2 separate regions of the Homo sapiens genome follow, and region 2 is linked to region 1. Evidence: read pairs that join two places in POLR2A ChIA-PET (ENCODE). Cell type or tissue: PC-9. All regions are shown on one strand. Links, peaks and the distances in the headings refer to the core of each region. The heading gives the core; the rest is flanking DNA.

Region 1 (7,766 bases), core at 2,904-5,403:
CTCTCACACACACCCTCTTAAACACACTCTTTGATAAGCAAAATAAGTTTCTTACAATTTTTGAAACTCAAGTTAAGAGCCAGGCTCAGGCCGGGTGCGGTATAATCCCAGCACTTTGGGAGGCTGAGGTGGGAGGATCGCTTGAGCTCAGGAGTTCGAGACCAGCCTGGGCAACGTGGTGAAACCCTGTTTCTACAAAAAAATACAAAAATTAGCTGGGCATGGTGGCGTGCACCTGCAGTCCCAGCTACTTGGAGGGCTGAGGCAGGAGGATCACTTGACCCTGGGAAGTTGAGGCCGCAATGAGCCAAGATCGTGCCACTGCACTCTACCCTGGGTGACAAAGTGACACCGTGTCTCAAAAAAAAAAAAAAAAAAAAAAATTAAAAAGCCAGGCTTGCAAACTTCATATGCAAATAAGCTGTTTCAACGTGAAAGTCAACACCTATTTAAGAGCCATTTAACTTTCAATTACGAAATGAATTCAGAACAATTCAACTTCACTGCTTGTTTTCAAGGCTTTCGAACCTAACTTTCTCGTCAGTGTGCTCAGTCACAGGGCACTGGTTCTCAGGTTCTGCATCTCACTCTACAATCAAGGTAAATACCACCACAGGAATAAGGGTTAAGGTTATACACTTATTCAGAGCTTAACAATACCTGTAACTGACGCCACTTTGAACGAACCTAGTGATGGAATTACTAACAACAACAAAAATGTGGCCTTCTGAGTCTACGCCTTCCAGTAGCTGAAAACAATCCAGTTTTAAACAGCCAGGGAGGAAAAAATGAGAAGGTGAAAAATCAGGTCATTATCATCCCTGCGTCATGCCATGCTCTTGCTTCCTTCCTAAGATGCTCTTAAGAGCTGACGCTAGGACATCCAAGAATCTTGGATCCTGACATCTAAGAACAAGTGATCAGGAAATCTGGATTGAGAAAAATGAAGTATTTAGGTGTTTTCTCAATAACATCATCTTACATGTACACAGTCCTGCGTAGATTTCAAAGGGTTTGGCCATTACACAGCTCAAATGATTCTCATAAGCACCTTGAGACATTAGGCAGTGGATGGCAGCGTGGCAGATGGCTTTCTCCTCTGTTTAATGGACACAGGAGAGAGATAATCTAGAGATGGCAAATTGGCAGTGGCTGAGAAGCCTGCAGGTGGGAGCTTCATAACCCTCGGGAGTTTTTAAAAATGCTTAATTAATGGTGAACATTTAAAAATCTGCCAATTTCCCATACAATCAAGATTTTTTGCCTCTTTAGACATTAAAAAACAAAACAAAACAAAAAAACAGGGTTTCTGGCTGTACATTCCCTCATGTCAGCAATTACCTAGAAAAGATGGTGCAGGAGCCCTCCAGCCCCACACCAGTTACCCACTTCTGATACCTGTATGGCCCCTGCAGGCATCTGGGTTTGCAATCCCTGGGTCCGAATGTGAAAGAGAATGTGGCTGGCAAGTAGGAGTCACAGAAGTCAACCCTGGGATCTACCATTCCTCGGCTGGGGTTTGTCAGCCCGTGCTGTGCTACTCCGTGAATAACCCAGCACAAAGATTCCCCTACAAAACATCATGTTGCTGCCTGGGTTGCACACTGCAAAACAGAAGGTGAGAAGCTCAGCTTCACCAGACTTGGGCAGTAAGGGAGTCGAGAATGAGTGTAGCTTCACAAGGGAAGCCAGCTTAATTCTGCCACAGGAGTTAATATTTGTTAATTGGTAGAAAAAGGTAAAATTAATGAGGAAGTTAGCATAGCTATTTAAAAACAGCTCCATGTTTCCCCCACTGTAACACATGGAACTATCAGGAAGTAATTGAGGGAAAAGGACACTGTCAATTCTCAATTATCTGCATGAATGAAGCGCTCAGTGACACGGATAATCCAAGTCACTTACATTTGGATTTAGAAAGTAACATCTTTTTCCTTCGGAAAACTTACCTTCCTAATTAGGGCTTGCTGAATGCAGTGGCGAAATCAGTTTACCTTCTCGGTCAGAGAAACAACGTGTCGGGGAAGGTTTGGAAACGGCTGGGCATTTCAGACCCTCCGCGGATAACCCAGGGCAGATAAAAGATCATTCACAGAGGCTGGCCAATATAGCAGCCACTAGCCACATGTGACTATTTAAATTTAAATTAAGTTAAATAAAATGAAAAGTTCAATCCCTCGGTGACACTAGCCACATTTCAAGTGCTCGATGGCCCCGTGTGGCTGGTGGCCACCACGCTGGACAGCACAGATCACAGAACATTTCCATCATCACAGAAAGTTCTAGTGGACGGTGCTGAATTCTAGACCAACAATCACATCTAGTTACCTGGATTAAGTAGAAAGCAGAGGGCAGGGGGAGAGGGATGCGGGAGACGTCACACTGCCACTTTAGAAACAAAAGGGAATTGTAACTCCGGACTCTCTCAGCTAGTTTAATTTCAAGCCCGGTAATGTAGACGCTGTCTAGGGAATAACATAAAAAATAAGCATTCCATTCTAAGTAAAATGAGGCTTTTTAATTAACAAAGCAGAAAACGGGAGGATAAAAGGCGAGGCAGGAAAGGCTGATTTTCAGCAAACATGTGCCATTGCTGCCTGTACCCAGCATGGCCATGCAGCCCAGACGCTGGCTGAAGGGTAGACAAAGGCAGGAGCTCGACCCTGCCAGGCTCCGCGCGGGGAGGTGCCTGCTCAGGTGCCGCTGGGAGCAATGTCAGGCCCAGTGTCACTTAACATCCTCATTAATTATCTTGAAAGGAGAGGGTTAGTAAACAGCAAGTTAATTAAATTCTCAGATGATGCTAATTTGGGAGGCTTTAGAAAGACTGGCAAGGGCAGTGGCAATATAAATGGGACCTGGGTGGGTTGGAGGTATGAGTGGAAATAACATTAAGCGCTGGCCAAACGCTGCTCTTAAATAAGTCTTATGGAAGAGCCAAAATACATCTGAAAAGAAACTTATTTGGAAAATTGTTGCAGGAAAGCTAAAAGGTTGGAAGCTTCTAAGGCGTATGATCAGAATGGGAGTCAAAAAGGCTTTTTAAGACTTTGAATAAAACTGTTTACGTGCACTTAGAGGTCTGGGAGAAACAGCAGCTCCTAAGGGTTGCTGTCCTTGGGAGGGAGGATAGGAGCGAATGGGGAGCAGGGATGGGGCTTGCACTTTTACTTCCTTTTCTTCTAAATGAATTAAAGATTTTTATTATTATTTTATTATTATTTTTTAGACAGAGTCTCCCTCTGTCGCCAGCCTAGAGTGCAGTGGGGCCATCTCAGCTCATTGCAACCTCTGCCTCCCAGGTTCAAGCGACTTCCCGGCCTCAGTCTCCCAAGTAGCTGGGACTATAAGCACACACCACCACACCTGGCTAATTTTTGTATTTTTAGTAGAGACGGGGTTTCACCACGTTGGCCAGAATGGTCTCAATCTCCTGACCTCATGATCCGCCTACCTCAGCCTCCGAAAGTGTTGGGATTACAGGCGTGAGCCACCACGCCCAGCCCTAATTAAAGATTTGTAAAACAGGCCTGGTTTTTGAATTCTGATTTTGAAATTTTTGTGTCTGAAATAACATTAGATTTATAGAAGAGTTGTAAAGATACAATGAGTTCCCATGTGCCCTTCACACAGCTGCCTCTAATGTCAACATCTTCCATCTTAACAGCTGGGACACTGTCAAAGCAAAGAAATGAGCATTGCTACAATACTATGACCAAGCTACAGACTTTATTCAGATGCCACCAGTTTTTCTACTCAAGGCCTTTCTCTGGTCCAGGATCCAAACCATGTCCCTGCATAGCACTGAAATGTCATTCTCCTCCATCGCCTCCAATCTGTCTTTCCTTGTCCTGAAAGACCTGGGCGCTTCTGACAGGGGCAGGTCAGTAGAGGACCCCTCAGTGTGGGTTTGTCTGATGTTTTCTCACAATTAGATTGAGATTATGGATTTCTGGAGAGAATGCCACCAAGGGGAAGGACCCTTCCCATCCACCGTATCACATCAGGGGCTATGTGACATCAACATGACCCATCACTGGTGATGTTGACCTTGATCACTTTGTTAAGGTGACATCTGCTGGGTTTCTCCAAGGGTAAGTTAACACTTTTCTTTCTCCAGACTTTACTCATTAAAAAGAGTCACTAAGCCCAGCCCACACTTAAGGGCAGGGGAGTGAAGCTCCACCTTCTGGTTATTACGCTGTTAATAAAATAAAAACATCTCGTAAAAGAGATAAACTTCTCTTTATGCAAACAAAGGTGGCTAATGGAAATGTCTATCTAGAAAGTCAGAGTTTGTTGTCTTTGTTTTGCATACCTGGGCTCTCGACAATGGAAATGAAGCAATGCCAAGAGATTCAGGGCCCTCACAGTGCCAGGCCAGGTGCTGTGTAGCTATAGATATTAGCCCATTTAATCCCCACCACAGCCAGATGAATGAGATGGCACAAGATTACAACAATCCTCCCAAATGACAGTAGGTGAAATGTGGAACCAAGAGGTTAAATCACTTGCTCGTGTTAACACAGCTATGAAGGGACAGAGGCGGGATCTGAACCCAGGCCCCCTGGCTCTAGAGATCATGCTGTCTAGAGACCTCTCTGCTATCCTGCTTCTTGATATACAACTCTGAAATTTCAGGGCAGTTAAAATGCGGCAGCACCATGTCACTCCCACAGTGGCACTGTGAGTGACAGCGCTAAGGAGGCCCAACAAAACCAAGATGGTCTGGAGGGTTTTCAACAGAAGACAGTCCGCCTTCATCTCTATAGTGTGGCAGAGAATCCAGAACACATTAGCTTGGCTAAGGACCTCCCTCTCTACAAACAGGTATGGAAGAAGCTCAGAACCCACAGACCACGATACTTACTCCCATCTCAGCCCCTATCTACTACAGACACAAACTTGGAACTGTCTCCAAAAACATTTAGAGTTCACTGTGACAAAGCAATAAAGCTCAGAGGTCAGGAAAAAAGCGATCAGCAGGCAGACTTGGGGGAGAAACTTGGCCCACAACACCCCCGATCTACAACCTGCAAATATTTACTCATGGGCTTGTTTAATCCTAACATTTGATGTTCTGACATTAAAAAAGAAACAAGGAAGCTCTTGCTTCTAGAGAAACAAGAAAGGAACAAGGAATGTTTGGGTAAGAACTGCTGCATTCTTACCCAAAAGAATAACATAGGCTAGGCTGGGTGCGGTGGCTCATGCCTATAATCCCAGCACTTTGGGGGCTGAGGCAGGCAGGTCACTTGAGGTCAGGACTTTGAGACAAGCTTGGCCAATACGGTGAAACCCTGTCTCTACTAAAAATACAAAAATTAGTTGGGTGTGATGGTGTGCGCCTATAGTCCCAGCTACTCGGGTGGCTGAGGCAGGAGAATTGCTTGAATCTGGGAGGCAGAGGTTGCAGTGAGCTGAGATCACACTACTGCACTCTAGCCTGGGCGACAGAGTGAGACTCCATCTAAAAGCAAACAAACAAACAACAACAACAAAAACACATAGGCTAACAAGTAGCCTACGTTATTCAAAATTCAAAATTCCAGTACTGATCTTTACCATCATCCTGTCCACAGAGAAAAGATGATGAAGTGTGTAGGAAGCAACAAATGTCCCCTACCTGCACACCCGCCCCACACTGGATTCTCCAAATATCTGGCATTTATTTCTCCTCCATTTAACCCTGTCTTTTGTTTTCCCATTGTGTCAACTGCAAAAATTTGCCTTTAAAAAAATGACACTAATAAAGAATCACACCATACAAATTCTAATACTATATTGATCCCATCAGTGACTGGGCAGACAGCAGATCTTCCATCAACACCTAGACTCGCAGAACACATCAAACAGAAGGCTCTCGACACCCAGTGTCCGGGATCAGCGTGGCGGGCCTCTGCTCCAACCTGTCCACCCAACTAGATCTCAAGAGGAAAACAGAATTGCCACCTCTCAAGACTGAGGCTACGTGCAGTGGCTCACACTTGTAACCCCGGCACTCCTGGATGCCAAGGCTCAAGAGGAGCCCAGGAAGTCGAGACCAGCCTGGGCAACAAGGCAAGATCCAGTCTCTACAAAAAATAAAAAAAATTAGCCAGGTGTGTGGTACATGCATGCCTGTGGTTCCAGCTACTCCGGAGGCTGAGGGAGGAGGATCACTTGAGCCCAAGAGGTCAAGGCTCCAGTGAGCCGTGTTTGTGCCACTGCACTCCAGCCTCTGTGACAGAGCAAGACTCTGTCATAAAAAAAAAAAAAAGGCTGAATTTCATTGTGATTTTAAAAGCACATATAATCATTTTATAAAATGCAGAAAAGTGTTATTAATAAGTTAATCTCTGAGTGCTTACTATGTGCCAGGCACAGTTCCAACGCCCATTCTAAGAATCACCCACTCTAGACGTAACTACTTAACATTTCAAAGTATTCTTTTCCATGCATTTCAACGTTTCACTTCAGCCAGAAAACATAAAATAGCATTGAAGAGAGGCATATTTTCTGATTTTTAATGGCATCAGAAGCTGGAAATGACGGACTGGAATAGTATACGTGGCAAAAATCTAAAATAATTAAGAAGATGTTTGTAAGCACTTAGAAAAGAGAGCAGTGAATCACTTACAGAGCAAGAGACTGACTTCTTCCTTGACTCTTCACTTCCCCCCCCTCCTCCGCCTTTCTTTTTCTCAAATAAGGTGACTACTGCTGTTATTACTAACACCGAACTGGGAGATCAGGGACTATTAAAGATTAATGACATTTGATTTTGTATCTCATGATATGCTTGTGAACAATCTGGAATGGGGGGATCTAATTATACTATGGTAAGAGGTCTCTGTACTTAAAAATGTTGGCCCAGAGAATGCTGATGATAAATCAAAGTCAACATGGAGGAAAATGCCTGCAGTAAAATATAATTATCCAGGTGGACCTCTCCTGTCCAGCGTTTCTAATAAGATGTGAACAGAGACAGAAGTCATGCCTATCACCCAACAAAGTTAGTCAAAAAGTCATATGGGGAAGAAACAGGTGAAATGTAAATCATTTGTACGAATTGACTAACGAGGATTATTATATTTTAATACCAGGCAGTGCAAAACTAAACAATGGAGACAGTTCTGTATGGCCCCAAGAAAAGGCGAATTAATAAAAAAAGAAAATGTCTAGAAACAGATCCAAATGAGAACTTCATGTATGATATAGTGGCATTTCTAGGCACCACGGCAAAGGATGGGTAGATTGCTTAATAAACATGGCAGGGACAGATAATTGAGAAAAAAATAAATAGAGGAACCCCTATCTCACAGTATATACCAAAATAAACTCCAGATGGATAACAGAGTTAAGTGTCAAAACATGAAACCATGAAAGACTAAAAGGGGATGGAGTGAATGTGATCTTGGCAGGGGAAAGACAGTTCTAAGCTTAACAAAGCAGAAGAAGGCCAGGTGCAGTGGCTCACACCTGTAATCCCAGCACCTTGAGAGGCCCAGGCAGGTGGATTGCTTGAGCCAAGGAGTTCGAGACCAGCCTGAACAACATGGTGAAACCCCATCGCTACAAAAAAAACACAAAAATTAGCCAGGTATCATGGCACGCGCCTATAGTCCTGGCTATTCAGGAGGCTGAGGTGGAAGGATTACTTGATTCCAGAAGGCCGAGGCTACAGCGAGCCATGATCACACCACTGCACTCCAGACTGGGTGACAGAGCAACACCCTGTCTCAATAAATAAATAAACAAACAAAGGAGAAGGAAGCAAAAATGAG
Region 2 (7,766 bases), core at 1,780-4,279, 77 kb after region 1:
TGTCTCAACACAAAACAAAGAACTCAAGTTTTAAGGAGAATTCAGTAGTCATTCCATCAGCAGCTAGAAGGCAAGCACCCATCCCTCACTCAACTCTCATAGCAGCTAAGAATATTTTACCTGTAATAGACTTCTACAGCACTAGGCCTTCAAAACAACATTTGCAATTGAAGGGACACCACTTTGAGAGCTGACAGGCCAAAGTAAGATGATGTGGAGGCTGCTTCCACCTCCCACCCTCCCCGATCAAAGCATGGAGAAATCATTCACCAGTGCTCCTGGTCTCCGTTGCCACTGCCACCTCAGTTTAGGTAGAGGGACCTCTACCTGCCCTATTTTCTTCCCATTCAGCTGCAACCAGCAGCTCTGGGAGGTCATTGCCCCCACACTGTGCCTGTGTACACATGTATGCTTCAATGGTGTGGACCAGTACAGACATGCAGCTCCTTTATAGACATCTGGTTCTGCCCCACCTACTCCCAAACACACAGAAATCAGAACACTGGAGCCAGTTTTATGTAGAGTATCATTCGTTTGCCAAAGACCTTGCCATGAACTCATGGATACCACAGCATGGCTGGAAGGGATGCACCAGGGATTCCTTTAACCTGGCTACCTGCTCTTAGAGGAACTATTTGGCAACCAGGAATGGCCGGAGGGAATCTGAGGCTTCCCTAGGACTGCCTTTCATGAATCACCTGCTCCTAGGCAAAGTGGCAAAGGACAGACAAACGCCACCTACTGAACTCCAAGCTGGACGCCCTATTCATTCACATATGCTCACGGGGCCCATGTTAACAAACACCTCCCTGGATTTGATACCAAAAGAAAGTTTAATATTATATGTGGCTAATTCTGCTGTTACCTTTTAACCTCACTTGCACATATCTGTCCTCCCAACAATAACTTCAGCAAAAAACATACCCTAAGAACAATATGGTCCACACTTGGAAACCCGCCCAACAGGGCCAGTCGAGCCTGCATAAGTGCTAAGAACCATTTAGGAGCACTGTAAACCATTAAGGCCATTAGCTCTAATTTGACCTCCACAAAATACATCAACCCACTAGGAACAAATTTAGAAGCTTTCCAAAGTCAAGTTCTCAAAACCTGAAAGGCTCATAAGCACAGTCTAGGGCAGGGAACAGCCAGCCAGTCCCGGAGCTACTCTTCCCGCTCCCACCTTTCCTGCAGCTGACTGAAGGGTGCATGCTTAGCTGGTACACGGACCCAAGATCCTTCTCCAGCCACTGGATCAGGAAGCTGTGGCCATCGAGGGGTCGATATGCAGGCTGGAACCCGCCAAACATTTCTGATTAAGGGATTCACTCCAGCCTTCCTCTGAGCTCACACCATATACAATCTTCCCTCTGCACTGCTCTAAATCACTTCTTTTCAAATAACGCGGATTTCTGGATTCATTTCCAAGTGATCCTGATTGGAATTCAATTGCACTAACTGGGTCCCTGCAACAGGTCAGGGTTCACCCAGTCTTTCAATCTATAAAGGCAGGTATCATGTACATTAAGAGCCATGATTCCCCCACATTAATACATGTGTCAACACAATAAATAATTTCTCCAACAAAACTTATAACCATCAGCATATGCTATAAATTTAAATTGCAAAATCATCATAATTTTTCATCTTTATTCTTCACTGATAATTACTGACTGCATTTTTTAATACTGATGGCATCATCTTGATGAGGAAGCAGGCAATGAAATAAACTACGGTACTGGCTAGGCACAGAGATCACACTTACAATTCCAGCACTTTGGGAGGCCAAAGTGGGAGGATCACAGGAGCCCCTGAGTTTGAGACCAGCCTGGACAACATAGGGAGACCCCATCTCTACAAAAAATACAAATATTAGTAGGAAGTGGTGGTGCACACCTGTGGTCTCAGCTAAGAGAGGCCAAGGCAAGAGGATCACTTAGCCCAGAAGTTTGAGGCTGCGGTGAGCCAAGATCACATCACTGCACTCTTGGCCTGGGCAAGACAGCAAGACGCTGTCTCAAATTAAAAAAAAAAAAAAATTAAAACAGAGCCAGGTGCGGCTGTTCATGACTATAATACCAGCACCTTGGGAGGCCGAAGCGGGTGGATCACCTGAGGTCAGGAGTTTGAGACCAGCCAGGCCAAGGTGAAACCCTGTCTCTACTAAAAATACAAATATTAGCCAGGCGTGGTGCTGCATGACAGTAATCCAAGATACTCAGGAGGCTGAGGCAGGAGAATTGCTTGAACCCAGGAGGTGGAAGTTGCAGTGGGCCAAGATTGTGTCACTGCACTCCAGCCTGGGCGACAGACACTCTGTCTCAAAAAAAAAAAAAAGAAACCATGGCACTATCAAACTCCACCAGCCAATGCGAGAAGCAGGCTAAGAACACGCATACTAGGTAAGTGGACAGTGCACATGGATAAGTCAACAATCCTTCAGTTGCTTCAATGACAAAAACATACCACATACTTATTTCACTCATCTTTCCAGGGCAGAAGGAAGAAATAAGTGGGAAGAATATGGGCCAAATGAGTTAGCAGTAACAGGAGAAGCAAGATGCAGCACACAGAGTTCTACAGCCCAGGAAGAATTGCCAAAAGCTGAGTAATCCATTCCAGCTCCACCCTGCATGAATTTCCAGGTATCAAATTATATGTTAATTATGCGGACGCAGAGTTATATGTGGGGAAGTGGTGTTAGTCAGCACCCAAGGGGTGGAAATTCAGTAAAAATTTAGTTTTGTCAAGTATGTTTCATGCACAGGCCTGGGGCTCCTCTGGCTCAGGAAAAGAGAAAGCAGGAGTCAGGAGGCCCAGACCTTTCCCTAACAGGGTCCCACAGCCAATTCGCTGGCCCTCTCTAGACCAACTTTCCCGAATTATAAAATACCACAAGGTTTGGGTTTTTTTCCCCCCACCGTTTCTGTTCAAATCAAAAAGCGCTAAGTCCTGGCTGATTTCTGACTCAGCCAGTCAAAAGAGGGACACGCCTCCCTAACTGCAGGAGGGTGGGGAAGGGCAGCTGCACTCAGTCCGATGGAGGGGAAACCAGTAAACCCGTCCCTTGGCACTGTCACTTGGCAATTTCTGAGGTTTAAGACGACACGGCGTTCTCCCAGGTCCTGGCCTGTAAATGCCAGGGAAACGCATTGTACTTGTGAAGAGAGAGAACACAGAGTTTCGAAACTGCTCTAAAGCCCATGTCTCAGGCTGCAAGAACGTTATCAGTCTCACACATCGTGCCCCTGCCTCCAAGGCCCCCATCACCACATACTGATCTTGCCCTGATTTGAAGCGGGCGGGAGAGAGCTATGGGGAAGTCCAGGCCTGTCCCAGCCACGGATGGGACAAACAGACAGGAACTGAGTGCTGAAGACCTTGCTGTAGCTGCTGAGCGATCTTAAAAGGGATCCACCCTGGAGGAGCTGAGCACCCTCTTCTTTCCAGTTCTCCTCACTTTAAACGATTTTTGTCTAATAATGTACCCAACAGGCAGATATCAGAGAAGCACTAAACTAACACCTTGAAATGGGTCAATAATGGCTGGGCGCAGTGGCTCATGCCTGTAATCCCAGTACTCTGAGAGTCCGAGGCAGGTGGATCACTCGAGGCCAGGACTTCGAGACCAGCCTGAGCAACATGGCGAAACCCTGCCACTACTAAAATACAAAAATTAGCCGGGTGTGGCGGCACATGCCTGTAATCCCAGCTACTCGAGAGGCTGAGGTACAAGAATCGCTTAAACTCGGGAGGCGGAGGTTGCAGTGAACCAAGATCGCGTCACTGCACTCCAGCCTGGGTGACAGAGTGAGACCCTGTCTCAAAAAATAAAATTAAAAAAAAAAAAAGAGAGAGAAATGGGTTAATGACAAAGAAGTCCTATACACAGCATAGTATGTACTGTATAGCATTAGGATAATATAGTATAGCAGTCCCTTATCCGAGGCTTCATCTTCCATGACCTCAGTTACCCACATTACAGTACAGTAAGATATTCTGAGAGAGAGGAGAGACCATATTCCCATAACTGTCATTACAGGATATTGTTTTAATTGTTCTATTTTATTATTAGTTATCACTGTTAATCTCTTACTGTGCCTAATTTATAAATTAAATTTTATCATAGGCATGTAGGTAGAGAAAAAAACATAGTCTACCTAGGGTTTGATACTATCCTCCCTCTCAGACATTCCACTAAGTGTCTTGGAATGTCTCCCCAAGGATAAAGAGGGACTGCTGTCGTGGCTAGGAGTATATGCTCTGAGCTGGCATCCCAGCGCAGAGGCCATTTAACAGCAGCAAATTTGCTACAGACTTTGGGCCTCAAGTTCATCACTCATATGATGGGTGTAGGATCATCTTTACCCCATAGGGTTGTAAGGATTAATGAGACAGTGAAGTATTTAGCACAGTAGATGCTTAATAGGGGTTAGCTATTAATGCTTATATTAATATTTATTAACATTTATACAGACAAAGAACATGTTCTCATGTCATTTGCATAGCAATCCAACAAAGGCCGTATTCTCACTTTTGAGGCTCAGAGAAGCAGAGAGACTTGTCCATGGTCACACACAAGTACTCAGACTTCCAGGCCAGTGTCTTTTCCATCATCTTTTTTCAGGGTGTTTCACCCACGCAACACTGGCCAGGGGCTAGATGGTTCCAGGTGGGAGTGGGTGAACTTTGTACATTCTGGTCATTAGCCAGTCAATGTTTATCTGAGCCAATCCAACCAGCACGAGCCTGTGATTCCTCAGACACAATTGCTCGGGATGATGCTAAGGTGGGTATTTGTGGTTATAACGGAGGATCCCGTGAAAAGAAAAATGTAAAGCAAATAATACAGTATAGGCAGTACAAAGAAACAACAGAAATGATGCCCTGAGTTGGGGGCAGAGGGGTCTCTTCCACTCTCAGAGGCTGTCGCCGAACTGATCTTTCTCACATAGTCAACCATTAAAAGTCCCCAACCCACAGGTCCTAGTTTCTTCTAAGTATCCATCTCCCTCCTTGCTAGAGCAGAGCCTCCAAAATGAAAGCGTTTCTCCGCCTTCCTCCAGGCCTCCTGAGAAAGGTTATGAGATGGGTTATCAGCCTCTCTGACCTCTGCAGCCATCAACAGCACTTCTGCCTCTCCCATCCCCCACAGCGAGGATCCTACAGCCCAGAGCCAGCTTCCCTGCCTTCCCCCATTAATGCCTTTCCCCTCCAACAGCTATCACAAGAGGGCTGTTTAGTGAGAGGACCTCCGGCTGACCTTTGCTGACAGGCTCCAAGCTCTCCCTGTAAACGGATCTAATGTGAGGCTGGGTAATTAGCAACCAAGTAGTAATTGCAGCTTCTAACTATGCTCGGCCAAGATTGCAAAAATTCCCTAGGGGGGTGCCTCCTAGGGATCCCAACCCACACAAAGGCATTTACTCACAGCCAAAAGAGGGGACTCAGCCACATTTCTCATGGAGGCCAGCACTTCTCTAGGTCTTAATTAAAGTGGCACCCATGTAAAGAGACAGACAGCAAAAGGAAATTAGCAAATAAAGGAGACTGACCAAGAAAGAAATGTATGGCTTGCTTGGAACAGCCCATTCAGAAAGGTACAACCTCTCAAGGTGGATGGCCGTGCACACGAAACTCATTCCAGCCGCGGAAGGAAGGCACCAAAGAGCCTTCGAGGGGCATCAAAAACTGCAGAAAGGCCAGGCGCGATGGCCCCTGCCTATAATCCTAGCACTCTGGGAGGCTGAGACGGGTGGATCACCTGAGGTCAGGAGTTTGAGACCAGCCTGGCCAACATGGTGAGACCCCATCTCTACTAAAAATAGAAAAATTAGCCGGGCATGGCGCTAGGCGCCTGTAATCCCAGCTACTCCCAGGCTGAGGCAGGAGAATCGCTTGAACCTGGGAGGTGGAGGCTGTGGTGAGCCGAGATCGCACCACTGCACCCCAGCCTGGGTGACAGAGCTAGTCTCCATCTCAAACAAACAAACAAAAAAAACAAGAACTGCAAAAAGGCAGGACACATGAAGACAGGTCCCCCGGCCTGGCTGGCCAGCCTGGCTGCCTGCTCCTATCACCCACTCAACCAAAATCACTCCTCACCCAAGCACCCTGTATGGCCCACTGTTCGCATCACAAGATTCTAGATGCCAGGCCATGTGGTCTATGCTAAGAGATCCGTAGTATCATCTGCTATGATTTGGTGATTCCACCAGACCTGTCCACAGGCCCCCCTACCGTTAGCTGCCTACATGTATTAACATGTTTCAGAATAACGTGCAAAATCCCCATTGAGAAATAAAGATGTGAGCACTTCCAAATAGAGCAGCTGCCCTCCTCATGACTCTAAAAATACCTAAAACTGCACAAAAAAGAACATTGTCAGACGAAAAGAATCATCCCTCCTCACTCTAACAGGACAACAAGCGATGCCCAACAGCACAGCAGCGCCTGTTTCATCCTTCCTAAGAAAACCCTTTATTTTTCAAGCCCACCACTCCCCACTCCAATTTCCTTTATCTGTTTTGTACTTAAAAAGTCACTTCACTGAACTGCTGTTTGCTCACGATAACTCCTGAACCTCTGTCCTCAGGAGAGGCGGCAAGTTCAGGGGGCATGGTAGCTTTCCCACGTGGACCAGACTTTCTGCCAACCTGAATTACACCCTAGACGTCTTCAAACTTCATTTCCTCTGCCACTGTGCTGCCCGATCCCCCAATGCATTCGGGGCTGTAGAGACTCTCTGGGTTGAATCCAGTTATAAAAACCAGGGTAGCAGCAGCCGAGTGCACTAATTCACCCTCCATTTCCTTCTCCAAACAATTAATATACTTAATAACTCCAGCCCCGACGACAGATTTCTCAGACACCCCTCTATTAACCTCTCCCCGCTACAAGCAGTGGGTCTCCACCAGAATTCTTCTGTTCCCTATCACTTAATCATTTTTTAATCCACAACAAGGACTTTGTGCCACACTGTGGTTTTGTTCTCTCTTAATCTTTTATAAGGGACCTTATCAAAAGCTTTTAGAAAATACAAGTGAATTTTGCCTACCAGGTCATCTTTATTATTTTAGAATTCTTTATGAAGAAATTATAGACTTTAACATTGTAAATGAATATTTAAGACTCAGCATTCACTTAGACATGCAAGTCTGGCTCAGGTTATATTTAAGTCGCTGTATTACTTCCACCTTCAGAAGGATTCTTGTCTGCCTCCTGGGATGGAATGACTTCCCCTCCCCAAGCCCCCAGGTGCCATTTCTGGGATTCCCCCAAGACTTTCTGGACCAGCTGAAATTGAGTCCATATTGAGTACCAATGGGACTTAGAGTGCATTAACAGAACCTCAAACCAAGGAACAAAAGTCATCGAGCCAAGGGGGCCTGGCTATGGCAGCCTATCCGACTCCTACCTCCTCTACCTTTCCCCAGGTGGATGGCAGGGAGCAGCAGGCTCCCCTGCCTCACAGCTGGCCCGCACATCTGCAGGGAGCCAATGACAGCTTCTTGATGTTGACATCACTTAGGCTGCCTCCTAACACTTGTTTGTTGTAGCTATTATTTCTAATTAGCACTTCTCAACAGAACCAGTGCTCAGCACCAAGGTTCCTCCTGACGGAACAATTAAAGAGGCACAAGGGGCGGGGGTGTTTCCTAAAATTATTCTCTTGGCAGGTTTCAAGGTAAATCATCTAGTCAAATGCACATCTCTTCAAGAGCTGCCTGTGGACAGGGTTGAAAAGCTGTAGCAATATTCCGGAA

The links. ChIA-PET counts read pairs that join two places held together with the same protein. Peaks named below come from ENCODE experiments on the same cell type or tissue, not always from the same donor. Only the 100,000 strongest peaks of a DNase experiment are listed, where the experiment ranks them.
Region 2: POLR2A ChIA-PET joins it to region 1 with 7 read pairs; 3 of 35 experiments call an interaction of 5 or more read pairs at or near these places.

What each region holds. Positions count from the first base shown.
Region 1 is chr16:72,909,518-72,917,283 of GRCh38, forward strand. The region is part of intron 3 of ZFHX3 (zinc finger homeobox 3); the gene reads right to left. Among named protein-coding and RNA genes, the nearest start is that of ZFHX3, 130 kb to the right of the region's middle. In PC-9, for the core only: no CTCF peak of the experiment used is centred there; a DNase peak (open chromatin) is centred at 4,284.
Region 2 is chr16:72,987,155-72,994,920 of GRCh38, forward strand. All of the region lies in intron 1 of ZFHX3 (zinc finger homeobox 3), which reads right to left. Among named protein-coding and RNA genes, the nearest start is that of ZFHX3, 57 kb to the right of the region's middle. In PC-9, for the core only: no CTCF peak of the experiment used is centred there; DNase peaks (open chromatin) are centred at 2,627 and 3,147; H3K4me3 peaks cover 1,633 bases; H3K27ac peaks cover 2,500 bases.